Regions from separate parts of the Homo sapiens genome. Here region 2 is linked to region 1. A link is an interaction called in ENCODE POLR2A ChIA-PET data of the cell type or tissue named here. Cell type or tissue: Panc1. All regions are shown on one strand. Each heading gives the region's core, and the rest is flanking DNA. Links, peaks and the distances in the headings are about the cores only. Region 1 has its middle 140 kb from the start of ZNF608. Region 2 has its middle 100 kb from the start of LINC02240.

The links. Peaks named below come from ENCODE experiments on the same cell type or tissue, not always from the same donor. Only the 100,000 strongest peaks of a DNase experiment are listed, where the experiment ranks them.
Region 2: POLR2A ChIA-PET joins it to region 1 with 5 read pairs; 1 of 35 experiments calls an interaction of 5 or more read pairs at or near these places.

What each region holds. Positions count from the first base shown.
Region 1 is chr5:124,598,855-124,606,139 of GRCh38, reverse strand. No RefSeq gene overlaps it. Among named protein-coding and RNA genes, the nearest start is that of ZNF608, 140 kb to the left of the region's middle. RefSeq lists an enhancer at 6,274-6,333 and a silencer at 6,437-6,651. In Panc1, for the core only: no CTCF peak of the experiment used is centred there; no DNase peak of the experiment used is centred there; H3K27ac peaks cover 4,426 bases.
Region 2 is chr5:125,388,004-125,395,288 of GRCh38, reverse strand. No RefSeq gene overlaps it. Among named protein-coding and RNA genes, the nearest start is that of LINC02240, 100 kb to the left of the region's middle. In Panc1, for the core only: no CTCF peak of the experiment used is centred there; no DNase peak of the experiment used is centred there; H3K27ac peaks cover 510 bases.

The DNA of each region.
Region 1 (7,285 bases), core at 684-5,683:
ATTGAGTGTACTAATCCATGGATTAAAATATAATTTTAAAAACTCTTTCTGACTTAGAGTTCATCTGTGAAATGATTTTACTGAGTCTCGTCCCCCGTGAGTAGGGACACTGCCAAAAACCGGAATCACCTCCCTTTAACATGTAAAAATTTATCACTGAGCCCAAAGCCAGCCCAACACCATCTTGAGATTCTTGAAAGACTCTCCTTGAAAAATCAAGTCCATTCATTTAGCATGTTTCCAGAAGTTCATTGACTGTTGGATAATCAGAGGTTTAGATTTCATCAACATGCAGAAAATAGGCTCTGAGAATTCTCTAGGGCTCTTAGGCCAGGCCTGGAAAAGCTTGCTTGGACCTGTCCCTTGGACCTGTGTCAGTGTGCTGTCACTGGGAGTTCGGAAACATTTTACAATGCAGCCCTGAACTCTGGTGCATGGATGACTTGTTTTTCCGAAAGGAAAGAAGGCCAGCATTACTATGTAAGCAGAGGAAGTTGACATGATCTCATTCATGGGCCTTTCTTCTCTTTGTGTCAGGGAAATCGGCCTCTGCAGAATAGTAAGCCTTTCTTTCGGCCACACATGGTTGTCTGCCTAATTTTCCTCATTCTTAACCTTTGCCTCCTCCTCGGAATGAAGTGCGAAATACTGCCGAGACTCTACATTCTTTCTGTATATCTTCCTCACAATAGTCAGAAGGAGCAGGGTTAAAGATGTTTGCACACCCAGAAAATAACTCCAGCACACAGGACCAGGTCTGAACAGCCAACTACCAGTGGAAAGTGGCTGCACATAGAAGTGAATTCAGAAAAGAATATTTGTTTCTGTCTTATACAATATACATGTCAGCAACCTAGTTAAGTGTTGCCTAATTTAAATTAATGATAAAATATCTTGTAAATAAGAAAAGTCCCAAAAGCAAAAACTTTCATTTAATAGTACTAATTGCCTTTGAGTCAGATCTTTGCTTTAAAACTGTTTTAGTACATGGGGAACATTAATTATGGAGTAATATTTAAATCCTTGTGAAATAGTAATTTAATTTGCTGTGTTTTATATGGTAATGCTTTTTAAAATTCTTTTAGTTGCTGTACATATTGTAGAATTATGAATTATTCTATAGATAAGATTATTCTAAGAAACGTAGAGATAATACTTTGACTATTTGTAGCCAGCAATTAAATATATATTGCATCCTGCTACTCACAAAATACTTAAGCAGGCCTTTATCATGGTCTCAACTGATGACCTAATTGATCAGAAAACATTTTACTTTTACTGGTTTACTTAAAAAGAGAATGAAATAGCTCTGTTTCTAAATGTATGTTGCTAATATCAGCCAGTAAATCGATTTTATTCCTAGTATTCTGTTACTCATCTCCTATTTCTCATTCCTAAGGGAAGAAAAGGAAAGGAGGAAGCAAGAATCTGCCTAGCGTTTGAGAGTAGACCTTGGAGAGTGGAGTCTGATGATTCGTGCACACTAGAGCTACAGCTCAATGAAATGTCACACACATGTCCTCCTTTCCTTTCATGTCCCCTTCTGATTGCACTGTCATGCAAGAATCAAAGAGGACAAAATCATCGTGGAGCTCATTTTTCATCCTGTGCTATGTGGCTTTGGCAGCTTCAGGTTTTCTTGGAACTTAAGTTCCCATGGGATCTGTCAGGAAAGAAACCCCTCACAGCCACTTGATTCTTTCTTCACATGCCTTAAAGGGACTAACTAGCTTCTTTTTAGAGATCTATTTTTAATCCTTTTTTTTTTTTTGAGACAGAGTCTTGCTCTGTTACCCAGGCTGGAGTGCAATGGCATGATCTCAGCTCACTCTAACCTCTGTCTCTCAGGTTCAAGCGATTCTCCTGTCTCAATCTTCCGAGTAGCTGGGACTACAGGTGCCCACCACCACACCCAGCTAATTTTTGTATTTTTAGTAGAGGTGGGGTTTCACCATGTTGGCCAGGCTGGTCCTGAACTCCTGACCTCAGGTGATCTGCCCGCCTCAGCCTCCCAAAGTGCTGGGATTAGAGGTGTGAGCCACTGCACCCAGTTCTTAATCCCTTTTTTTTTAAAAAAAAAAAAACTCTTTGATAGTTATGACAACATAATAGCATTTTGGAAAACAAAATGAGGGAAAAAACCCATCCCCTTAATAAAATTATTCCAACACAATTGGTATTTTTAAAAAATATATGTTGTCATCAAGTCTCTTTTGTATAAATCTGTTTTTACATAGATTTGTAATCATGCTTTTTTTTAATACTTAGACATATTGCTGGATTTTTTAAATCCAGTTTTCATAATTATTATTTAAAACAGCTGTATAACAGTTCATGAAATAGATGGTTCATCATTTATATACAGAGGTCTTCCTATTTTTTTAAATTTAAGTTTTTATTGATTTTTACATATATATAAGTAAACTATACTATCTTATTACTATATATTATGTGAATCATATTGCCATATATGTTCCTATACTATATAATATTGGATTATATTAATTCACATTACTTTCTCCTTGTTTTAAAAATGTCCTGAGGCTAGAGACCTGCAAGTGGATACACTGGGTTAATGGGTATGGCTAATCCATAGCTTTTAATACACATGCCAGATTGCTCTCCAAAAGGGCTGAGCCAATTATGAATGAAAATTCCAGTTTCAAGGCAATCTAGCTCCTAATCTTTATAACTACTTTATCCTGCAACTTAGGGAGAGAAGCTGATGAAGGACCAGTTTTTTCCATGCTCTGTGAAGAAGAGAATAATGGTTGCGAAATCAGCTTCAAGTGATTATTAGGAGAGAAAATTGACATCTTTCTCTGATAAGGCAAATTGGATAACACATTATGCCTAGATGTTATACTATTTACAGTCTTAGTCTCTATTGTGTTTCTATTGCCTCTTCATATTTTATAGGTATGTGTTATTTTATTCATAAAGATTTTGATAAAGTCATACTTTTATAGAAAAGTTATTCAAGTGTGGAAGCATGTGTCAGCCTCCAACTCAGCTGATTGTATCATTTCCTGCTCAAAACCCTCACCAGACTCCATTACTTACTAAATAAATTCTGAATTCCTTATTCTGACACTTGAAGTCCTTCATTTTCTGGCCTTAAGCTTCCTTCCATCTTTATCTCTTACTAGAAGTTCTCTACACAGCAGCCAATCAGTGATTCTTGCTATTCCTCAAACAATACTTCTTCCTGCTCCCTATCATGGGTTTCACCTTTCCTGTCAAAATTTCACTTGGATTTCAAGGTGTTTAGAGTCATGCCCTCCCACAGCTTTTCCTGATTCCTGACATGTTTCTCCTCCCAAGTGCCTGTAATTTCTTCCTCCTCTGGATCATGGTGAAAGTTTTGCTTCTCTCTTAAAGCATTTATCACATTCTATCTCATAGTACTTGTGAACTTGTCAAATACCATTAAGTTGTAATATTCTTGATGGCAGAGAAACTTCTTATTTATTTGTTAACTGCTCACAATATTTATCAGTGTGCCTTACATATAGCAGTTTCTTAATAAATATTTGTTTAAATCAAGTATATAGGTTGGACCCAAGAGACCCCAATTAGTGTCCTGATCTACCGCTTAGTAGCAGCTATCAGAATATAGACATAAAATCTCAAGAGGAAGTAATTAGACATCTATACTTACGTGATAACTGATGCAAACAATTCTGACCCTCAAGTGTTTTGAGATCTTCAAGTGTGTTCCGAATCATCAAAGATAAAATGATCTGGTAGACTCTTTCAGGTTGCAAAACAACTAATATATATCCAGGCTACTTCAATTAGGCTATATATTGTAAGGATTCAAAAGGAAATGAAGAATGATTAAAAACAATCCATTTCCCACACTGCCCCAGCTCCTGGAGGACCAGAATTTTTACCTCTTTTCTAGTTTCTCCTTGGCTCCTCAGCACAGGACCCTGTTGCTCCCAACTCCTGAACTTTGCCATTATGGAAACTAAGCTTCCGTTGGTCTTTGCTACCACTGCTGTCAAGATTGACTTTGTCATTCAAGTGGAAGATTTGACTGGCCAGCCAGTCCCAATCTACTAGTGCCGTCAAGCCATCTGTGGTTGGACCACAGTCTACAAGGCAGCCAAACGCCAGAGTTTTTAGACTGGGGTCCCACTTGTGTCCCACTGTGGCCCAGCTAGCGGTGTTAGGATGACTGTGAAAATTGTGCAAATTCTGGCCACTTATTCACCTAAGGAATTGGACATGAGACTTACACTCCTGGCATTAAATCTCTTAAACAGGTTTAGTTTTTGACTGTTAAATTATTTTCTAATTTTATGAAGTTGGTAATTCATATGTTGTATATAATCTTTATTAAACCTGAATTTTATGTCAGTTGGGACTTTGTCCAATTTTGACAGGTGTTAATGGATATTCTGCTTAATAATAAGTACTGGCCAGGCACAGTGGCTCACGCCTGTAGTCCCAGCACCTTGGGAGGCTGAGGTGGGTGGATCACGAGGTCAGGAGATCGAGACCATCCTGGCTAACACGGTGAAACCCCGTCTCTACTAAAAATACAAAAATTAGCTGGGCGTGGTGGTGGGCGCCGGTAGTCCCGGTGATTCAGGAGGCTGAGGCAGGAGAATGGCGTGAACCCAGGAGGCAGAGCTTGCAGTGAGCCGAGATTGTGCCACTGCACTCCAGCCTGGGCGACAGAGTGAGACTCCATCTCAAAAATAAAATAAAATAAAATAAAATAAAGTGCTAACTTTGCCAGGCACGGTGGCTCACACCTGTAATCCCAGCACTTTGGGAGGCTGAAGTTGGTGGATCACCTGAGGTTGGGAGTTCGAGACCAGCCTGACCAACATGGCGAAACCCCATCTCTTCTAAAAATACACAAATTAGCTGAGTGTGGTGGTGGGTGCCTGTAATCCCAACTACTCGGGAGGCTGAAGCAGGAGAATTGCTTGAACCCGGGAAGTGGAGGTTGCAGTGAGCCAAGATCGCACCATTGCACTCCAGCCTGGGTGACAGAGCGAGACTCCATCTCAAAAAAAAAAGTACTAACTTTATCAAGCACTTACCATTGCAAATGTGTCTTCTTTCATCTTCTCAAGAACTCTGTAAGATACTTTTTTATCCTCATTTCATAGAAAAGGCTCAGAGAAGTTTATTAACTTGTGTACAGTCACAATTAAGTCATAGAACCGGGATATGACCTTAAGTTGGTTGGGATGAAAACCTGTCCATGAACCACACTCAAGCATGGACAATGTAGAATTTGAATTATTATTTTATTTTTATTTTTATGTTTTTAGAGACAGAGTGTCTCCCTGTCACCCAGGCTGAAGTGCAGTAGTGCAATCATAGTTCACCGCAGCCTCAAACTCCCAGGCTCAAGCCACCCTCCCACCTCAGCTTCCTGAGTAGCTGGAATTACAGGTGCTCACCACTGTGCCCAGCTAATTTTTAAAATTTTCTGTAGAGACAGGGGTCTCGTTATACTGCCAGGGCTGGTCTTGAACTCCTGGGCTCAAGTGATCCTCCCGCCTCAGCCTCCCAAAGTGCTGGGATTACAGGCGTGAGCCACGAGCGGAGTTTGGATTATTTAACCCTCATTTTTCTCCAAGTAGAAAACATAACAGGTTTTATGTAAATTTTAACTTTTTCATATCTCAGGGTGAGCCTGGATATTTTGCAAGTGAAATGAAGAGTAAGTATCGAGGCTCAGGAAGCACACCCGAACTTCAGTGTTGTCAATATTCCTGCTTATTCCACCGTGACAGGTTTTCTCCCCACCCTTCACATTTTTATTCTCAAATATTATATGGAAAAAAATGTGCTCTGCACTATGACAGAGCTTTATGCTAAAGGGCTTTCAAGAGAGTTAGTAGAGAAGTAACTTTGCTCTGTGTTTAAATAGCTTTCCTGAAAATATCACTCTGCTCAAGCGTTAGTGTTGCCTTTATAAATATATACAAAACCATTGGAACAAATGAACTTAAATTTGCAAAACTTCGAAGAAAAAATAAAACATGATCAGATCGCTCTTTTCATTAGAAGCTGAACTGGGTTCACAATTGCATTTCCAATTCAATTAAAAATGTAAAATTCACTGCAGTCTCTCCTACAATGTTGTACTCCTTTTATCTGGAATTTCAGGTTTCTTTTTTCTGTTTCCTGGGATTTGCAAAGTAGCAAAATCAGCCAGTTTACATTTAAGATGTTTTGATTCTTTTCTCAGACTCTTGCCAGTGTACTTAACACAGAATGATTAAAAGCTGTGTGTTCTGTTAGAACTGTTATAGTGTTTAAACAAGGAAGTCTGTGTTTGTTTAAGAGAATGGGGAAATGGTTATCTTGACAGATTAGACTGAAAAAACAGGACAGCCACAGTCTAGAACAGATGTCCACATTTGCCACTTGGCTGGCTTTTTGAGGTATACTAAACAAAACTTGCTTGTGTGCTTGTGCCTCTGTTCTGCTTGACACCTGACTGAGGAATGTGATTAAGAGCTACTGCCAGGGCCTGCGTGCCTCTGTGGGCAAATGTTCCCAGGTTTGAAATTTCTCAGCGTCTGTTTAACTATGTCATAATTAAACTAATGGAACACAAGAGAAATTTCTCTAACGGGCTTAAAGACCCCGTTCAACTGCAGTTTCATCTCACATCACACACGGTTCCCGTGGCTTCACTGAAAAGTTGAAATGAAGCTGAACAGAAGCTGCAGGGTACACCACATTAATCAGTCTTTTAAAAATGTGATCTTAAAAACTGGATGAAACATCAGTGGCAGTTGTGGTTTAGTGGGAATAGCACTGTATGAAAATTCAGGAAACCTTAATGCAAGCCCTAACTCTGCCATTTACTATTACAGCTGTTTGATCATGGTCAAGTCCTCACTTAACCTTTCTAGGTTAACGAAGCTATTGTTGATGATACTGATGACAACAGCTTGTGTTTATTAAGCCCGTATTCTGTGCCAGGCAGTGTTACAAGCTTGACACGCAATACTCCATCATACCCTCAAAAAAGCCCTGAAAGGTAAATACAGTTAGCTTTGCTGTTTCCTATGGAATCTCAGCAAACTAAGAACTTTGCTCAAAGTCAGATATCTAATGCGTAGCATACCAGCTAGGGTGTTTCCCAGGTCTAACAATTATACTTTATTGGATTTCTGTCTTTTCAAGGAGGATCTCCAAGGTAATTTCCATTTGTAAAATTCAATATTTGTGAAATCTGAACATATGAAAATCACTTTAAATATGTCAACAAATAAAAAAGACTCAGACTTACCCTTTTATAGTT
Region 2 (7,285 bases), core at 1,384-6,383, 790 kb before region 1:
TTTTTATGTCCAAACTGCTTTCCAAGCTGTCATGCAAGGTGAAACTAAGGAAGCAATGTATAGCCTGACTCCAATTACTCTTCACTTCATTTGCTTGTGAGTTTTCTCAGTAAAAGATCATTAGTTAAGGTTTGACTTCCATTGCCAAGGTAACAAGAACCATTTTCTAGATGGTTTGGCATCCACTGAGACTCTGAATTCCATTTCCTCAGACCACTACAATAGCCTTGGCCCTCTCACTCTTGTGGTTAACTAATGTCTATCATCCCACATTTCTGCAAGTATTCTCTGCTCAAGAATTCACCGTTGCTTTTTTTTTCTCTTGAACTTATTAATTTAATTCCACTAATCAGTCTCTCCTAATCAAAACCTCAATACATTTCCCCACCCTGCCCTACTCCACCTTAGCCACACATTCCATTACCACATCCTGAATTCTTGTCTTCAAATTAGTCACCCCTTCATTAGCTTAGCTCATTTTATTTCCTCCTCTCAGGTACTACCTTGTTCAACCACACTTAGCAAGAGCTCCAATTCATAATCTACACCACCACTCTTTCACTGTTGCTCATCCTCTTGTTCTTCCTTCTCTTTCCTGGGTGAGATTCCAAGAGCCAACATTGAAGTTCTTTCTTTGCAAAATACCCTCAATTCCCTGTCCTCTCTTCTTTCATTGCATTCATTTAGCAAACAGTGACTTCAGTTAAACCCAGATGTACTCTATGCTTTCTCCAAGCAACTACATATTGCTGGGGGAAAAAATCACAAAATTGGTTGACTGAAATTGTTTTAAATACAACACACAAACCTCAGAACAGAATTCAACACTAACCTCACCCTATTATATTTTTCTGCTTAGTATTCTTTCTCATTCTCCAAGGTGACTATTTCTTTTTTTTTCCTCTACAGTTCTTAAGCATATAATCCCTTCTGCCTCCCCTTCAAGGTACTCACAATTTAAAATCTTGCCTCATACTTGAGAAAATGAAATTGATAAAAATAAAATTTTCTAGTAATGTAGCAGACACATCTACCAACTTAGGTATATCCATACCCATATGCTCTATCTTCTCTCCTGTTAAACAGAAAGACAGATCCCTGTCTCTATTAACATCCAATGTATCCAGTTATACTATATATCACTTCCTAGTTTGTCTTCTCAAGGACTTCACTCTTGTGGTGCATTAGTTATCTATTGCTGCATAAATGATTATTCTGCAATACCACAGCTCAAAATAACAAACATTTGCTATCTCCAGTATCTAAGGGTCAAGAATCCAAGAGTGGCTTAATTGGAATGAATCTGGGTGAGATCTCTCACAAGTTTGCAGCCAAGTTATCAGCTAGGACTTCCATCGTAGCACTGATGGGCTGGGACTGAGGATCCACTTCCAAGCTCATGCACATGACCATTGGTCAGTTTCTCATTGGAGGTCTCAGTTCTCAATTCTCCACCCCTTAAGCCTCTCCACAGGGTTGCTCACAAGATAGAAGCTTACTTTCCCCAGAACAAATAATGAGAGAGAGAGAAAAATAGAGAGAGAGAGAGAGAGACCAAGTGGGAGCTGTATTCTAGTATAACCCAATTTTGGAAGCTACTACCCCATCATTTCTGTTGTATAGTCTTAGTCACACAAACCAACCCTGATGGAACTGGAAGAGGTCCACACAAGGTTGTGAATGCCAAGAGATTGGATCCTTGGGAGTGAGTCATCTTGGAGGATGGCTACCATATGCAGCTACCTCTGTGTAACCTAAATTATAAATTTCTCCCTTTCTATTGGAGCATTCCTAGCAGCATACAAAGTTAGACTTCTAACAGAAAACTCCAATGGCCTCACATTCACTTCCATCTGCCACCTACTCTATTTGCCAAATCTCAGTGCCAAACTGTTCACAGAACTTGTGGATACCCACTGTCACCATGCTACAGCACTTCTCATCATTTTCCATTCTCTTCCTCTGTTTTCTGGCCATACCACCCCTCTAAAATCATTCTTGTCTAACAAATAGTGATTTTATGTTGCCTATTCTAGTGGACCATTATCTGCCTTCATCTTACTGTAGCTGCTAGTATCATTTAAAAATATTCTCTTTCTTTGCATGTGGAGATGAATTTAGGTTTTATGGAACTTGAAGCTTATACAATTTTGGATCCCCATTGAAAAAGGAGTATAATTATAATTAGATATGAATAGGAACACTTTTACACTGTTGGTGGGACTGTAAACTAGTTCAACCATTGTGGAAGTCAGTGTGGCGATTCCTCAGGGATCTAGAACTAGAAATACTATTTGACCCAGCCATCCCATTACGGGGTATATACCCACAGGATTATAAATCATGCTGCTATAAAGACACATGCACACGTCTGTTTATTGCGGCACTATTCATAATAGCAAAGACTTGGAACCAACCCAAATGTCCAACAACGATAGACTGGATTAAGAAAATGTGGCACATATACACCATGGAATACTATGCAGCCATAAAAAATGAAGAGTTCATGTGCTTTGTAGGGACATGGATGAAACTGGAAACCATCATTCTCAGCGAACTATCGCAAGTACAAAAAACCAAACACCGCATGTTCTCACTCATAGGTGGGAATTGAACAATGAGAACACATGGACACAGGAAGGGGAACATCACACACCAGGGACTGTTGTGGGGTGGGGGGAGGGGGGAGGGATAGCATTAGGGAATATACCTAATGCTAAATGACGAGTTAATGGGTGCAGCACACCAACATGGCACATGTATACATACATAACAAACCTGCACATTGTGCACATGTACCCTAAAACTTAAAGTATAATAATAATAAAATAAAAAAAGAAAGTAAATATTATTTAGGATGCAAAATAAATTATAAAATATTACCAATATTGAAAGCTCAAAAATACCGCCAATATCAACAAAGGACAGAAAACAATACAACTCCTCCATAATTTTGTTCTCTTACAGTTTTGACTACATAATTTTTTATTGCCTCTTAACATAACAATGATCTTGATATATTGTTTTCTATAACGAGAATAGAAAGATATCCAACTTCTCCCCTGAAATGGTTGACCAAAAAATCCTTTTTATTTTTACCTCAGGAAATATACTCTCAGCTTCACAACTTGTTAGAATTGTCAAATTTGGGGAAATTTTTTTCAGGTTTATTTCATATATGAGATATAAGGTTTTGATGAATTTCCACAGACTAACATTGGCTCCATACATTTCACACTTTATTTCTCCTCCACTACAATTCTTCCCACCGTAGTCCAGCTGCTGAGTGAGTTGGTACAGCAGGCGCCAGGACATTCCTGGAGGCCATTCCTATGCTGGGATGGCAGCAATAACTCAATTACACAGGAAAGGGGTTGTGAGCTACATAAACTTATCCAACTAAATGTATAAATTAATACACAAATGTGCTATATTCCAATAAACATATGCATGCAATATCTGCATATTAGGTTTTTATTGCTGTGTAACAAATGACCACAAACTTAGCAGGTTAAAATGACATACAATTATAATCTCAAGGTTTCCATGGGTCGGGAACCTGGGCACAACTTAGCTGGGTCCTCCTCTGCTTAGGGTCTCAAAAGGCTCCACTCAAAATGTTATCCAAGACTGTGGTCTCATCAGAGGCTCACCAGGGGAAAAGCCTACTTTCAAGAACCCTCAGATTGTGGGCAGAATTTATTTCCTTGCAGCTGTAGGATTCATGGCAGTCTGCCTCTTCAAAGACAGTCATGTAGAGTCTCTAGCAGACAAATGTTACACTCTTGTGGAATCACATACACGTAATCACTTTTATTCCATTGCCCTTTTTTGTAATCCATTGGTTAGAAGCAAGTCACATGTCCTGCCCATATGAAGGGGAGGGAATTATACAAATGCATGAACACTGGGAGGTGATGATCATGGGGCTGCTTTCAAGTCTGTCCACCACAGTCTCTTAAAGAATAAATATAGAAAAAATATAAAGCGATACATGACATATTAAAAAATCATTTTAATGAGTTCAAAATGATTTGCACATATCAATAAGTTTCAATGGTTCTATGAGGTAGTGTATGTCTGCTTTCTACATAGGCAAATGAGAATTTCAACTTTTTCAGATTCCCAAGCCAGCTAGTTGAGCTGGAACTTGGATTTCTCAAACTTCATCTTCTAGTTTATTGCTTCATATTAGCTTCCTCTAGAAATACAAAAGAACGAAAGTTGAAACTTTTGTTCTTGGAGATAGTTTTTAAGTACAGGAACTACTGAATACACATCTTTTAAGCATAAGCTAATTATTGAGAATTAACTAGTCCTCTAGTTACCATTTGTATACCATTAAAATACATTTTCATCTTGACATTTCTTGATGTCTCACTGAGTCTTCAGATTTATCAACCCAAAGATTTTGTAGAATTTTTTCCATTTTTCTTTTACAGGTACTTGAGGCTGCTCTCCTCACTTAGTACTCATCTCAGTTTTCTAAAGACCCGCCTAAAGATGTTCATCTTTAGTTCATCTGAGAAAAGCAGTAAGAACACTTCAGACCATAAGAATAAGTTTATATTGGCACTAGTGGTTAAGCTATAACTTTTCTAATTCCAATGGCCCTGTGTATTTTTTCTTCGTTATCATTCTTCACTAGGAATCAAAATATAAGCATTCTTTGTTATTATAGGCTTTATCCTCTACACAGATATGCCCTTGGATGAAAAGAACATGTCCTTAAAGCAGAGAAAATACAGATGTTTCCACTTCCCCATTTACATCACTCCACACAGCAATGATATTAGCCTTTTAGTAGTATATGCCACATTAGCAGTCTGAGTGTTTTTGAATCAAAGCCGAAATTTGTAGTGCCTCTAATGTGTAATGAAGTTGCACATTTTTACCATGCATTCACTCAAGCATATGGCTTTTATAATTGAACTCAAGAGATTATATTTTGGATTGACTTCTGCTCTAATAAAAATGCACACATACCAATGCTTCTGTCCCCATTTGGAGACAAAATTTGATACAGTTTGGTCATGTTATAGCGTGTAGATATGCTTTCATTCTTCTGTTGAAAAAATAAAGCCATGATGACTTAATTATGTAAAATAGCATTACTAAATAGCAAATAGTTTATATTATATCTGCATATGGGCATTAAAAAAGATTACATGATGATCTGAATTACCAGTGCCCAGAACAAATATCATTGGAACATATATGCTTATTTTTGAGGAGACATGGAATTTAAAAGCATTGGCTTAGTTCTAATGTTATTGTTCTTAATTAACCAAGCTTTCAAATAAATGTTCACATTTATATGACTGTTCAGATTGTGGATTTCAGGAATGCTCAGATTACACTCAAAAGCAAGTATTTCCAGATATTGCTCAAAAGGTTACTTTTGAAATATGCTTTTTTTATTGCACTTGAATGTAGTTGAATCAGATCTACCATAAGAGAAGTAGTCAGAAAATTCATTTAATCTTTTCAGAGTGCTTTTAAAAGATTTAAAGTTAGATCTTTGGATAAGCTCATACTTAATGGTTGTCATCTGTGTACAGTGTAGTTTCAGGGATTATAATAGCATAAGTTAAACTTACTTTTTTTGCATTACTCCTTTGTCCTAATGTAGAGATGTTTATGTATATTTTTCTCACTTCTAATCATGCCATTAATGGAAGTATAGTAATAATATTTTTCTAATCAAGTAAAAGAAATGAAAGCTAAAATGATCAAAACTATCAAATGAACATTTTTAACTTAAAATTATGTCCTAGAAAGTTGCTTTTAGGACATTATGATAATTCACTAGGAAATGAATACAGTATATATTTGTTCTTTCAAGATGAGAACATAAAAATCACTAAAATTTATTGAGTGCTTTCTCCTCTAAGTGTTCATTTCAATGCGTTAACTTACTTCTCTATCTGTTAACTTACTACATCATCACGGCCACTTTATAAGACAAGTGCCATTATTTTTCTAATTTTGCAAAAGAGGAAACTGAGACACAGAGAAGCTAAATGAGCAGTAAGAGGTAAAGCTGAGGTTCCAGCGTAAGAAGTCTGGCTCTCTATGACTAACCCATGCCATCTTGAAAAAGTCAGCATAGCCTTGATAGTCTTCTAATGACAACTTAATCATTGTCTTCTCAAGAAAATGTTTCTTTGAAGTAAGAGTATAAAATTCATATTTTGTCTTATCTGTTACTGAATTACATAAAAATGTACAATAAACATCTGAAGTCTACTCTGTTTTTCTAATGTAATATTCCTGAATAAATGCAAAATTATTATATTGGTTCTTTTGCTTTAATACTATTCCCTCATGGCACCGTCAGTCTTGAAAATCTGTTTCCTCCATGTTCAATTCCAGTTTCCTGTCCTATACATACCAAGTAATGATAGCAGCTATCCTTTAATTGTTCAGCCAACTATTTTGCTCAAACAATTATATTTATTAAAATAACTAAATTGATTTTCTGTCTATAAGAACAGGCATTTTGAAATCTCTATGCTTCTCGGTCAAAGGTTGTGTCAATAAAATACTCAGTAAAGTGGAGATTTGGAAATCATCCAATAAATTTGATCAATAGAGAGACAAACTCAATATGTTAAATCCTAAAGGTTTTTTCCTCTTCTGAATTACTGTCTGCAGACTACATTGATACAATTAGCCAGACAATCACCCCATCTCATTGCTACTTGTGCTCTGTGGTGTTATGAGCCATTGGTAGACATGACAGGTTTTCTCAAATTGTGACCCTTTCTCTACCACTAGTGATCAGTGGAGAAGTAAAGCAATTTCAAAAAAATGTGTGCTATAACTGAATTATAGCTAATTAATAAACAATTTGACTTTGACTATAAGAATATGCCAAGTAATATGAATGTTTTAGATCACGTTTATAATCATATACAATTTTGACTTTAGCATTTCCAAATGCAGAGATTTACATGTTAATTTTTGGAAACATCTCTTTTACCCATTTTTAAACTTTACCTTGTTTAAAATTTTAGTAGAAATTTAAAGAAATGAACGGCAAATCAATTTAAAATGTTGACCTGATTTTACAGCTATAACAGTAACCAGAAATTGCTCCATTCCATTCATAAGGGTTTTGAAATACTAACCATATTCAAGAAGTCACCCTGTGTCTCTTGTTCGTTCTGTTTCTTCATAATATCCTGTATCATAAGACCATGTTTTGTGCTGTGAGCAAGTGCAAATGATTATGTAATGAAGAATCTACTATTATTCTATTAATAACTACATTTTCATAGGT